Linked DNA regions of Homo sapiens: region 2 is linked to region 1. Evidence: chromatin loops called from intact Hi-C (ENCODE). Cell type or tissue: MCF 10A. All regions are shown on one strand. Each heading gives the region's core, and the rest is flanking DNA. Links, peaks and the distances in the headings are about the cores only.

Region 1 (5,371 bases), core at 136-5,135:
TGCATTCGTGCGTGTGTGTGTGTGTGTGTGTGTGTGTGTGTGTGTGTGTGTGCGCGCGCGCGCCTGCGGAGGGGGGTGGCAAGGATCCAGAAGGGGAGCCCACCCCTTCTTCCGAGCTCAGCTCTGGGGAGCCGGGCGCTCAGGCTCGCCAGGCTGCAAAGAGAGCTGAGAGCTGCCTCGCGCCCCGCGCAGAACCGGCGGTGGAATAACCAGCGCCTCAAGTGTGTGCATCTGGGACCAGGGGGCGGGGGAGGGGGACCTGCGGCCCCGCGGCCAACCCGGTTGGTGCAGACTTGGGGATCCCAGAAGGGACAGTGCCCGCCCAGTCGCGGCGATTGAGGGTCCCTGTCCGGGCGCAGCTCGGGCCAGCCGCGTGCTCCGGGGCCGCGGCTTCTCCCGGAACCCCCGCGGGCGGGGCCTGCCTTCCGGAGCCGGTTGGCGGGGGGCGGGCGGCGCCGGGGAAGGGGCCGTTACTTTCCCAGAGCGGCGGGGCGACGTCAGGCGGAAGGGCGCGGGGCGCGCACGCTTTAAATGGCATTCGCTGTCATCCGAGCTCAGAGCCGTGTGGGCAGCCGCGGGCTATATAAGCCGCGAGCCTGGCCGCCGCGGGGCAGACGGCGACAGCAGCGGCGGCGAGCGCCTCGGAGCGCGGCGGAACAGCGCCCCCCGAGCCCCGTGCCCCCCGACGGGTCCGCCCGCCCGCCCGCCCTCCCGAGGAGCGCCGGCCCGGGCCCGCGAGGGCCGCCGCCACCCCGCAGCAGATTTGGATCCCCCGCCCGGCGAGCCCCCGGCTGCTGCCTCCCGGGGGGCCCCGGCGCAGCGGCCGCCCTCGGAGAGCCCCGGCGCCCCGCCGCCCGGCCCCGCAGACGCCGGAGGCGCCATGGCCGCCAAGCCCGGCGAGCTGATGGGCATCTGCTCCAGTTACCAGGCGGTGATGCCGCACTTCGTGTGCCTGGCCGACGAGTTCCCGCAGCCCGTGCGGCCCGCCAAGCTGCCCAAGGGCCGGGGCCGGCTGCGGCGGCCGCGCCAGTCTCGCTTCAAGACGCAGCCGGTGACCTTCGACGAGATCCAGGAGGTGGAGGAGGAGGGGGTGTCCCCCATGGAGGAGGAGAAGGCCAAGAAGTCGTTCCTGCAGAGCCTGGAGTGCCTGCGCCGCAGCACGCAGAGCCTGTCGCTGCAGCGGGAGCAGCTCAGCAGCTGCAAACTGAGGAACAGCCTGGACTCCAGCGACTCCGACTCGGCCCTGTAAGGGGCGCCGCCCGCGGGGGGGACGCGCGCGTCCGCGGTCCGCGCGGGGACCGGCGTGTGAACCCCGAGAGTGCCCGCGCCCTGCTCCCGGGGGACCCGCAAGGACCCGGGACCGCCGCTCCTCGCGCGCTCGGACTCCCGCCCCGCTGCGAACCGGTCGGTGCGCCCCTCGCCGCGCTCGCCCTGGCCCGGGAGCGCCGGGAGCGGGGCCGCTTTCCTCGTCCTTGTAAATGTTTATTTTTTAACTCTTCCCAGTGCGAACTCTGCTGTGAGTGTGTGCGGGGAGGCGCGCCCGCGCTGAGTCGGCGGCGGGTAGCCACTCCATGCCCTTGTCCGATGGTTTGCAACTCCGATTTTGCACACCGCTCCACCGTGCCCCCCAGCGCACACCCATTCACACTCACGCCAACACTCTCGCTGAACACTTTTATAATTGTTAGGCGTGGCCGTTGGGACTTTGGGCGCAGCGCGGCTGCTACTGCGTCTGGAGGATTGATATTTATTTTTGCATTGCGATGGCTGAAGGCATTTATTTAACGATCTTTTTACCTGGATATGTCTGTGAGGCTCCTGAAAGGAGACAAATAAAGTCAATATATTTGCACAGTGCAGTTTTCCAGGCTCTTGACTTTTTGCACCTTCGGGGTCCAGGCTCCCAAGACTCGGGGAGGTGGGGGAGGAGGTGGCAGGGGGATGTCGGACCAGGGAGCCGGGAGTGGAGCTACCTCCACAAGCTTCGGTCACCGGAACGAGGTTGCGCCACCGGTGCGCGGGTCGGTTGCCTGCCTCCCCAAGTGGATCCACCCCCGGTCCAGTGTGCTCCTGCGTCCCTGGTCTATTCCCCATCGCCGGCATCCGGGCTGAAGTGAAGCCGCAGGAGGGGCGGAGGCAGAGCTGACGATGGAGAGCTCTCTCCTCCGTACAGTTCACTTCCCAGAGCTGGGGTCAGGGTCCTCGCCCCGCACCCGCCACAGAAGACGCATCTCCCTCTGCGCTGATTCCTGGCGGCGGGTGGGGAGATGTCGGAGCCAGCAATGCGAGATGTTTGGGCGTTGGGACCCGAGAGTGGGCTGGAGGCCAGCCTGGGTTGGTCGAGAGTGTGGGTGCGCGCTCGCTGTCGCGGGCAGGTGACTCCCTGACCGCAGTTGACCCAGCGCAGTGCCTGGCGCTCCTGCGCTGCGGGGAAAACCGCGGCCGCTATGTCTCCAGCCGTTCTCTGCGCTCCGCAGGGTTCCTCCAGGAGGGTGGGGCATGTCTTTGGTTAGAGCCTGAAGGGCACCTGGGTACCATCGAGTCCTTCCCTTCTCCCCGCCCCTGCCTTTGTTTACATATGAGAAAACAAGCCTAGGGTAACAGGGAGAGGAGCGCCCCCAGTTCTCCGCACTCCTGGTCCAGGACTCTTGCACCGCAGGAGTTTGTCTTTCCAGTGCTCTTCAGCCACTTCCCGAATCCCTGTCTGCTTCCTAAATCCTCTGGTTTAGCAGTGTGGCAGGGCCACCTGGCTGCAGATGGCCACCAAGGTAACAAACTACATTTGGTTGAGCCGGGCAGGTCCCCACACTGGGGCCCTCTCCCAGACCCTCCCTCCAGGATTACTCCAGGGCTGACCCACCCTGACAGGTTTAGGGCTCCTGCTCCGGTTGCGGCGTCTCTGTGCTCGGGCGCCCTCTGGTGGTGGGGCTGGTGCGTGGGGGTCAGGAATCTCTAGGAGATACCCAGTCTCTCAGCTGCAGCGCAGAGCTCTGGAGAAGACAGCAGAGGAAACGAAACAAAGAAACAAAAATGGAACTACAGGGCCGGAGAGGGTGTTCTTCCCTCGGCTCAGAGAGAGCACAGGCTATGGCCTTGGTGGCTGTAGTATTTGGCCCGTGTCCCAGTCCCTGAGAACACGCTGGCCCAACAACGGGTTCCACTGTGGTGGGGTATCATGGCAGGAGACTCTTAACCTGCAAAGGCCTCAGAGATGTGAGGCCACTGTGGGTCGATGCTTTATTCCAGCCAGGGCAGCTGCCACCACTGGACTAGTTTGAGCTCCACGGAGTGGGAGGAACTTCCTCTGAGCCCAGCCTCATTCTCTTCTCTCTCCAAAGAAACTCCCTGAGGACAGAGGGGCGGACTCCACATCCTGTGCCCCTCTCTCTGTCTTACCTCTTCGGCAGCAGCTCCTCTTTCTACTCTTCAGGAGCTAGATGTCCCAAGTGTCTGGAAGACCTTCCAGTGGGCTTCTAGACCCTTCAGGCCTGAGATCCTCCCCTCTGCATAGCCTTCTCTCGCGGAAGAACCTCCTTCTCAGCCGGGCAGTGGTTCACGCCTGTAATCCCAGTACTTTGGGAGGCCTAGGTGGGCAGATCGCTTGAGCCCAGGAGTTCGAGACCAGCCTGGGCAACATGGTGAAATCCTATCTCTACAAAAAAAAAAAAAAAAAATTAGCCGGACGTGGTGGTGCACACCTGTGTTCCCAGCTATTCAGGAGGCTGAGGGGAGAGGATCACCTGAGCCCAGGGAGGTGGAGGCTGCAGTGAGCAGTAATTGCGGCACTGCACTCCAGTGTGGGTGACAGAGTGAGACCCTGTCTGAAAAAACAGAAACAACAAACAAACAAAAAGAACCTCCTGCTGCCTTCAGCCCCTACCTGAAGGGTCTCCTTGGGTTACCCCAGCCAACAACAGAGGTTATTGAGGGGACCATATTCCCTGCTCAGCTGTGGGCAGGCCCAGCACTGAGTAGGTGCTTCTGAAATGTTTGGGTTGAAATGAATAAAGAGGTGCTGAGGAAAATCCATTCCTATCTTGCCTGCTTCTGTTTTGTTGTTGTTGTTTGTTTGTTTGTTTTGAGATGGAGTCTCACTCTGTCACCCAGGCTGGAGTGCAGAGACATGATCTCAGTTCACTGCAACCTCTGCCTCCCAGGTTCAAGCGATTCTCCTGCCTCAGCCTCCCGAGTAGCTGAGATCACAGGCATGCCTGTGAGTAGTAGCCACCATGCCCAGCTAACTTTTATATTTTTAGTAGAGATAAGTTTCACCATGTTGGCCAGGCTGGTCTTGAACTCCTGACCTCAAGTGACCTGCCCTCCACGGCTTCCCAAAGTGCTGGGATTACAGGCGTGAGCCACCATGCCTGGCCCTGGTTCGTTTTTTAAGTTATTCTTGTAATTTTTTATTGCCCTAGAAATATTTGTTTATTATAATACAAAACAAGTCAGTCATATTCCCACCACCCAGAGATAAATAAGTTAACATTTTGGAGGTGATGCCTATATATGCATGTTTATTTTCTTTTACCAAATGAGTTTGTATTCTACATGCTATTTTTCAACCTGCTTTTTAAATTAATTGGATTTGCATTTAGTATCAGTATGCATCGATCCACATCATAGCTTTTCATAAATTCTATTGAATAGATACTCCATATTTAATTAAGTGAATGCCCCACTATTTAGTATAAAAGTGATGTCTTATTTGTCCCAGTTTCTTAGTTTTCCCACAAACGGGTAGTTCTAAGGGTTGATGTGGAGAGAAGCCTGATAGAAGCCGTGTCCCAGAGAGGCAGAGGGAGGGAGTTTGGGATGCTGCAGTATTAGAGGGATCAGGCTGGTCCTGGAAAGCCATGGCCCATGGGCTACATGGGGGTTGCTCTCTGGTTCTGAACATCTCTGCCCTGCACAGAGGAAGGAGGGCAGACTGGAGGGTAGGGAGCTTGTGTTAGTCCGTTCTGTGTTGCTATAAGGGAATATCTGAGCTAGGTAATTTGTAAAGGAAAGAGAATTATTTGGCTCACAGTTCTGCAGGCTATACAAGCATGGCACCAACATCTTCTTCTGGTGAGGCCTTGAGAAGCTTCCACTCATGGTGGAAGGTGGAGGGGGAGCAGGCATGTCACATGGCCAGAGAGGGAGCAAGAGGGAGGCCAGAGTCTTTTAAGCAAGCAGCTCTCCCGTGAACCAACAGAGGGAGAACTCACACATTGCCGTGGGGAGGGCACTAGCCATTCATGACGGATCCACCCTTATGACCCAAACGCTTCTGACCAGGCCCCGCCTCCAACACTGGGGGTCACATTTCAACATGAAATTTGGAGGGGACAAACATCCAAATCATATCAGAGGTCCTACCAGGCCCCTA
Region 2 (5,371 bases), core at 205-5,204, 120 kb before region 1:
CCATGTCCCTACACAGGACATGAACTCATCCTTTTTATGGCTGCATAGTATTCCATGGCGTATATGTGCCACATTTTCTTAATCCAGTCTATCATTGTTGGACATTTGGGTTGGTTCCAAGTCTTTGCTATTGTGAATAGTGCCACAATAAACATACGTGTGCATGTGTCTTTATAGCAGCATGATTTATACTCCTTTGGGTACATACCCAGTAATGAGATGGCTGGGTCAAATGGTATTTGTAGTTCTAGATCTCTGGGAAATCGCCACACTGACTTCCACAATGGTTGAACTAGTTTACAGTCCCACCAACCGTGTGGAAGAGCATCTCAAGCAGGGGATTATATATTAATTTCTTTTTACTCTTTTTAAGTCAATTTGAAATTTAATATTTTTATATTAATTTAATTTTTTACTTTTTTTGGGGGGGTCAGTATAAGACTTAAAGCAGGGGCTTATAATTTAGTTCTTCCTTCATCAGACATTCAACCAAGGTGGGGGCTTGAAACCATTTCTTATTAAGGGTGGGTGTGGGTAGGGCACCTTTCTGAACCCTCCAGAGTGTCATGCGCCCACTGCATGTCTTCCCTTCACTGAGCATTTCATTTTTAGACTCTTTCTTTCTTTCTTTTGTGTGTGTTTTTCTTTTTTTGAGACAGGGTATCACTCTGTCACCCAGGATGGAGTGCAGTGACACTATCATAGCTCACTGTAACGTCAAACTACTGGGCTCAAGCGATCCTCCTGCCTTAGCCTCCTGAGTAGTTAGGACTACAGGCATGCACCACCATGCCTAGCTAATTTTTAAATTTTTTATAGAGATGGAGTGTTGCTATGTTGCTCAGGCTGGACTGGAATTCCTGGCCTCAAGCGATCCTCCTGCCTCAGCTTCCCGAAGTGCTGGGATTACCAGTGTGAGTCACCATGTCTGGACTAGAGTTTTTCTTAGATTGAGTCTCTCTTTCAGTTTAGAGCCTCTCTACAGATTGTAAGCACCATGAGGGTTGGTATCATGTCCTTTTCCTTTCCTGCTGAATCCTACCTGGGCCTCGCATACGTAAGGTGCACAACACATTTTTTTTTTATTCTAAGAAATAATAATAAATGAATGATTTTTTAAAAACAGAAAATTCTGAACTGAAAAAACTGAACTGAAATTTTAGTTCAAGTTCTTTGGGAATAAGGGTCACACTGATTGTGTGTGGCCCTAGAAGGTTGAACTTGAATCAATCGCTATTTATACTGAAGTAAATTGTGAGAATGTCCTAATCTTTGAATCTGCCAGAAGTGGAAGAGGCGGAAGGTGAGTATCCTGGGTCAGAGGTTGTAAACTGTTGGTCTGTGGGCCAGAGGTGGCTGACGAACACATTTTGATTGGCTCAGTTTTCAAAGTTAGGAAATTTTACACCGAGATTTCTAACTTCTCTTGGGAAAAATCTGAAAATTGGGTAACACAGACCTGAATTACTACATGGCAGCAAGTGACTAGAGCTGAGTAGCTTCCGGATATATGCAGTAAGTTAGGCCTGCAGCTCTCTAGATTGCCACAGTCCCCACCAGTCCCTATTGTTTGACTTCTCTCACTCATTTACATTACCTCTCTGACCTTTCAGGCACTTGAGTTTGGGTTCTTCTGTTCCAGGTGACTCCAAGTGTTCAATGTACTCAAACAGAATAACTGCTTGGAGAAATTGAAGGACTAGAATGACATCGACTAAATTAATCTCTTCTGTCTTAGTCCCTCTGGGCTGCTCTAACAAAATACCTTAGATTGGGTAGTTTATAAAGAGCATAAACTTATTTCTCAGAGTTCTGGAGGCTGGGAAGTCTAAGATCAGTGCCCCACCAGATTTGGTGTCGAGTGAGGACCCCATTCTTCATAGATGGAGCCTTCTTGCCATGTCCTCATGTGGCAGAAGAGGCAAACAAGCTCCCTCAGGCCTCTTTTATAAGGGCACCAATACCACGTGTGAGGGTGGAACCCTCATGATGTAATCATTTCTCAAAGGCCCCACCCTCCTCTTAATGTCACCATATTGGGGATTAGGTTTGAACATACAAGTTTTGGAGGGGTGGAGGTTGGGCGCAGCGGCTCACGCCTGTAATCCCAGCATTTTGGGAGGCTGAGATGGGTGGATCACTTGAGCCCAGGAGTTCAAGACCAGCCTGGCCAACATAGTGAAACCCCATCTCTACCAAAAATACAAAAATTAGCTGGGCATGGTGGCACGTGCCTGTAATCCCAGCTACTCAGGAGGCTGAGGCAGGAGGATCACTTGAACCCAGGAGTTTGAGACCAGCCTGGCCAACATGGCGAGACCCCATCTCTATCAAAAATAAAAAAATTAGCCAGGCATGGTGGCTCACACCTGTGGTCCCAGCTGCTCAGGAGGCTGAGGCAGGAGGATTGCTTGAACCCAGGAGGCAGAGGTTGCAGTGGGCCAAGATCGTGCCACTGGACTCCAGCCTGGCTGGCAGAGTGAGACCCTGTCTCAAAAAAAAAAAAAATTTGGAGTGGAGGGACACAAACATTTAGACTATGGCATCTTCCACCCCATGATTCTCTGAAATCAGAGTATGAGACCCTTTGCATGCTTTTTGAAAATCTATTTTTTCCTTTTTATACCACAGTGTATTCATTGTATGTCACTTAGCCAGAAGTGTCTTATGCGATGCCCTGCCCATGGAGTAGATGATAAAAGTTTAGATGAATGGACAGATGGGTGAAAAGCACGGAAACATTTGTTTTTCTCACCTGGATTTGCCTCTGGCATGTGACACAATGCCAGTAGGGGGAGCCCTCTATTAATTTGAAAATCCATGAGAACAGTCTCCGTTCAGCAGTCTAATTGTATTTAATTTAGGAATTATGTTAAGAATGCATCCGGGCACCCTGCTTCAAGAATTTAACAACATTAGGAATATGATAAATTATGGGAAGGAGAGTAAAACCCTCACCACTAATCCCCATCCATGGCTTTTCTAGATGAAGGCATTCCAAGTTAATAGCTAGTCTTTTAATTCATTTTGAAATTAGTTATCATTATGCTCCTAAAAAATTCCAAATTATTGGATACATTTAGTCCTTAGAGTGTCATAGTAATGGCCTGCTTCAGGCATAACTACAAAATGATGGTTTTGCCAAACGGCATGATAACCACTCTGCATTGTTTTCTTCTTCCAAAAATGAGAGAGTAGTTATAGATTGGTACTGATGTTGCTTTTCACCTCCAAATGAAGCTAGGTTATAGGATAAATGCCTTATATACGAGTGAAAATGAAAAATCTCTGACAACTTTAGAAATTATTTTCTCCTCCCCAAACCTGTCACTTTTGAGAAGTTAGCTTATTTTGGAAAAATTTAGGTATTGGAAACTCTTAGCATACTATAGTATGTGAAACTTATAAAAACTGTGTATGATTGTATATGCAGTCTTTTTTTTTCTTTTTTTTTTTTTTTTTTTGAGACGGAGTCTCACTCTGTCGCCAAGGCTGGAGTGCAGTGGCGTGATCTCCGCTCACTGCAAGCTCCGCCTCCCGGGTTCACGCCATTCTCCTGCCTCAGCCTCCCGAGTAGCTGGAACTACAGGCGCCCACCACCACGCCCGGCTAATTTTTTTGTATTTTTAGTAGAGACGGAGTTTCACCGTGTTAGCCAGGATGGTCTCGATCTCCTGACCTCGTGATCTGCCCGCCTCGACCTCCCAAAGAGCTGGGATTACAGGCATGAGCCACTGTGCCCGGCTGGTATATGCATTCTTTTTTAAAATTTTGTTTAGAGTTTATGAATTATGGCTTTGGAATCATTATTAATTGGCATGGAGCTCTTTGTTCTGAAAAGTTCTTTTTCTTTTGATAAATTAATGTAGATCAAACCAAATTTATTACAAAAGGAAAAATTTTATTTTGAATGATATAGGATTGAATTTAAGGTTAAGTAATATGGAGCTGGGAAAATGGCAAGGCAGGGCTCTTAACTTTCACAAAAACTTAACATTAATAAAAAGGGAAATCAAATAATACTTGGAGATCTCAAAGCACTCTTAGAAACTTTGTCTAATTAAGCTTTCCACCCACTGTGCAATAAATATTCTATTAGCTATACAGGTGAGATTCTAAGAATTTCTAATTAAGTTGTGTTCTTTTTTACCGCGGTGCTCAAATTACACAGTTTGCCAAAGGAAATGTGTGCTGTGTCATTGTAGCATGATTTTCAATGGAGTTACCATCTAATTTCTCCAAACCAGGCATTGTGTAACACTGTTGTCACTTTCTGTAATTATTTTCACTGTTACACTGTGATTTTGAAAAATTATTGTTAATGATTACAGTTGAAAACTTGTTTAAGGTATTTGCATCTAAGAAATTGTTTACTTCCAAATTGTGTGGGTACGTTTTTAGTTACTTGGATTCAGATCCTATTTATGGTAAGCAGGTTTCTTTGGGGTAGAGGGAGGGCAGATGTGGACAAAGTGGCTATTTGTGGTATCCTAATTCTGGGTATGAATATCCTGGATTCCAGGGGCTTTGCCTGGATTCTAGGGTGAGTTGTTATACTTTATTCTCTCCATGTGTATTATGATAATACAGGTGATTAAAGCATCTTGAATTTTAATGTAATCTTTTAATTTGAGCTTTTGATTGTCTTTTTGAACATTATGCAATCATGTTTTCTTTGTACTGTTCTCTCTAAAAAATGACCAAATGCCAAAGATTACATGATATGAGAATAATTTGCTTATATTGTATCATTTTTCATACTAAATTAATGAGTGGGAAAATCTACATTGGCTCCTGGGTATAAAATAAAGTTCCTTCTACAAACTGTTGATTACTGACGCTACAGGAGTAAAACAGAAAAAGTTTTATTCATATTAGGTTTCTTTTAGAAATAAGATTGTGGAGGCTTTTCTAATTGTAAAAACAATGCAAGATTGTTGCCAAAAGTATGAGAAATATATACAAACACTAAGAAGAAATTAAGTCACTTTTAGTCGTAACTGCAGATGGTTACATTTTAATATAACATTTTCAAGGATTTTCTAGGCCAGCCAATGCATTTTTGCTGAATAATCTAATCATCTAAATAATCTTAATCTAATAGTACTGATTTTGATTTTGTATAAGCGAAATAAGCCTCTTATTTATTTCCCAGCCAGAATATACATTGCTATACCAGTAAATACTAGTAAATATTTTACTCTTGACATTGAATCAAATTCTAAATTTAGCTGTCATCAAGACATTCATTTTTCCTCATATATTTGTATACTTTTTGGCTAGCTTGCATATAAAGTGATAACAATACCTTAAGTGTGATATAACATATATATTAAACTATCCCCTTTAGATTCTAGGCATCTAGGATTTT

The links. Hi-C counts contacts between places; a loop is a spot of excess contacts. Peaks named below come from ENCODE experiments on the same cell type or tissue, not always from the same donor. Only the 100,000 strongest peaks of a DNase experiment are listed, where the experiment ranks them.
Region 2: a loop joins it to region 1, with 7 times the contacts of the local background. A loop is called at or near these places in 6 of 110 quality-filtered maps.

What each region holds. Positions count from the first base shown.
Region 1 is chr11:43,942,025-43,947,395 of GRCh38, forward strand. C11orf96 (chromosome 11 open reading frame 96) reads left to right here and starts at 613. Exons shown (of 1, transcript NM_001145033.2): 1 at 613-1,854. The coding sequence starts at 881. The coding sequence ends at 1,249. It also overlaps a transcript of ACCSL not described here. RefSeq lists silencers at 201-330, 371-500 and enhancers at 1,240-2,069, 2,070-2,898, 4,908-5,371. In MCF 10A, for the core only: a CTCF peak has its summit at 2,927 (motif pointing left); a DNase peak (open chromatin) is centred at 2,907.
Region 2 is chr11:43,822,637-43,828,007 of GRCh38, forward strand. All of the region lies in intron 6 of HSD17B12 (hydroxysteroid 17-beta dehydrogenase 12), which reads left to right. Among named protein-coding and RNA genes, the nearest start is that of ALKBH3, 56 kb to the right of the region's middle. In MCF 10A, for the core only: a CTCF peak has its summit at 2,794 (motif pointing right); a DNase peak (open chromatin) is centred at 2,795.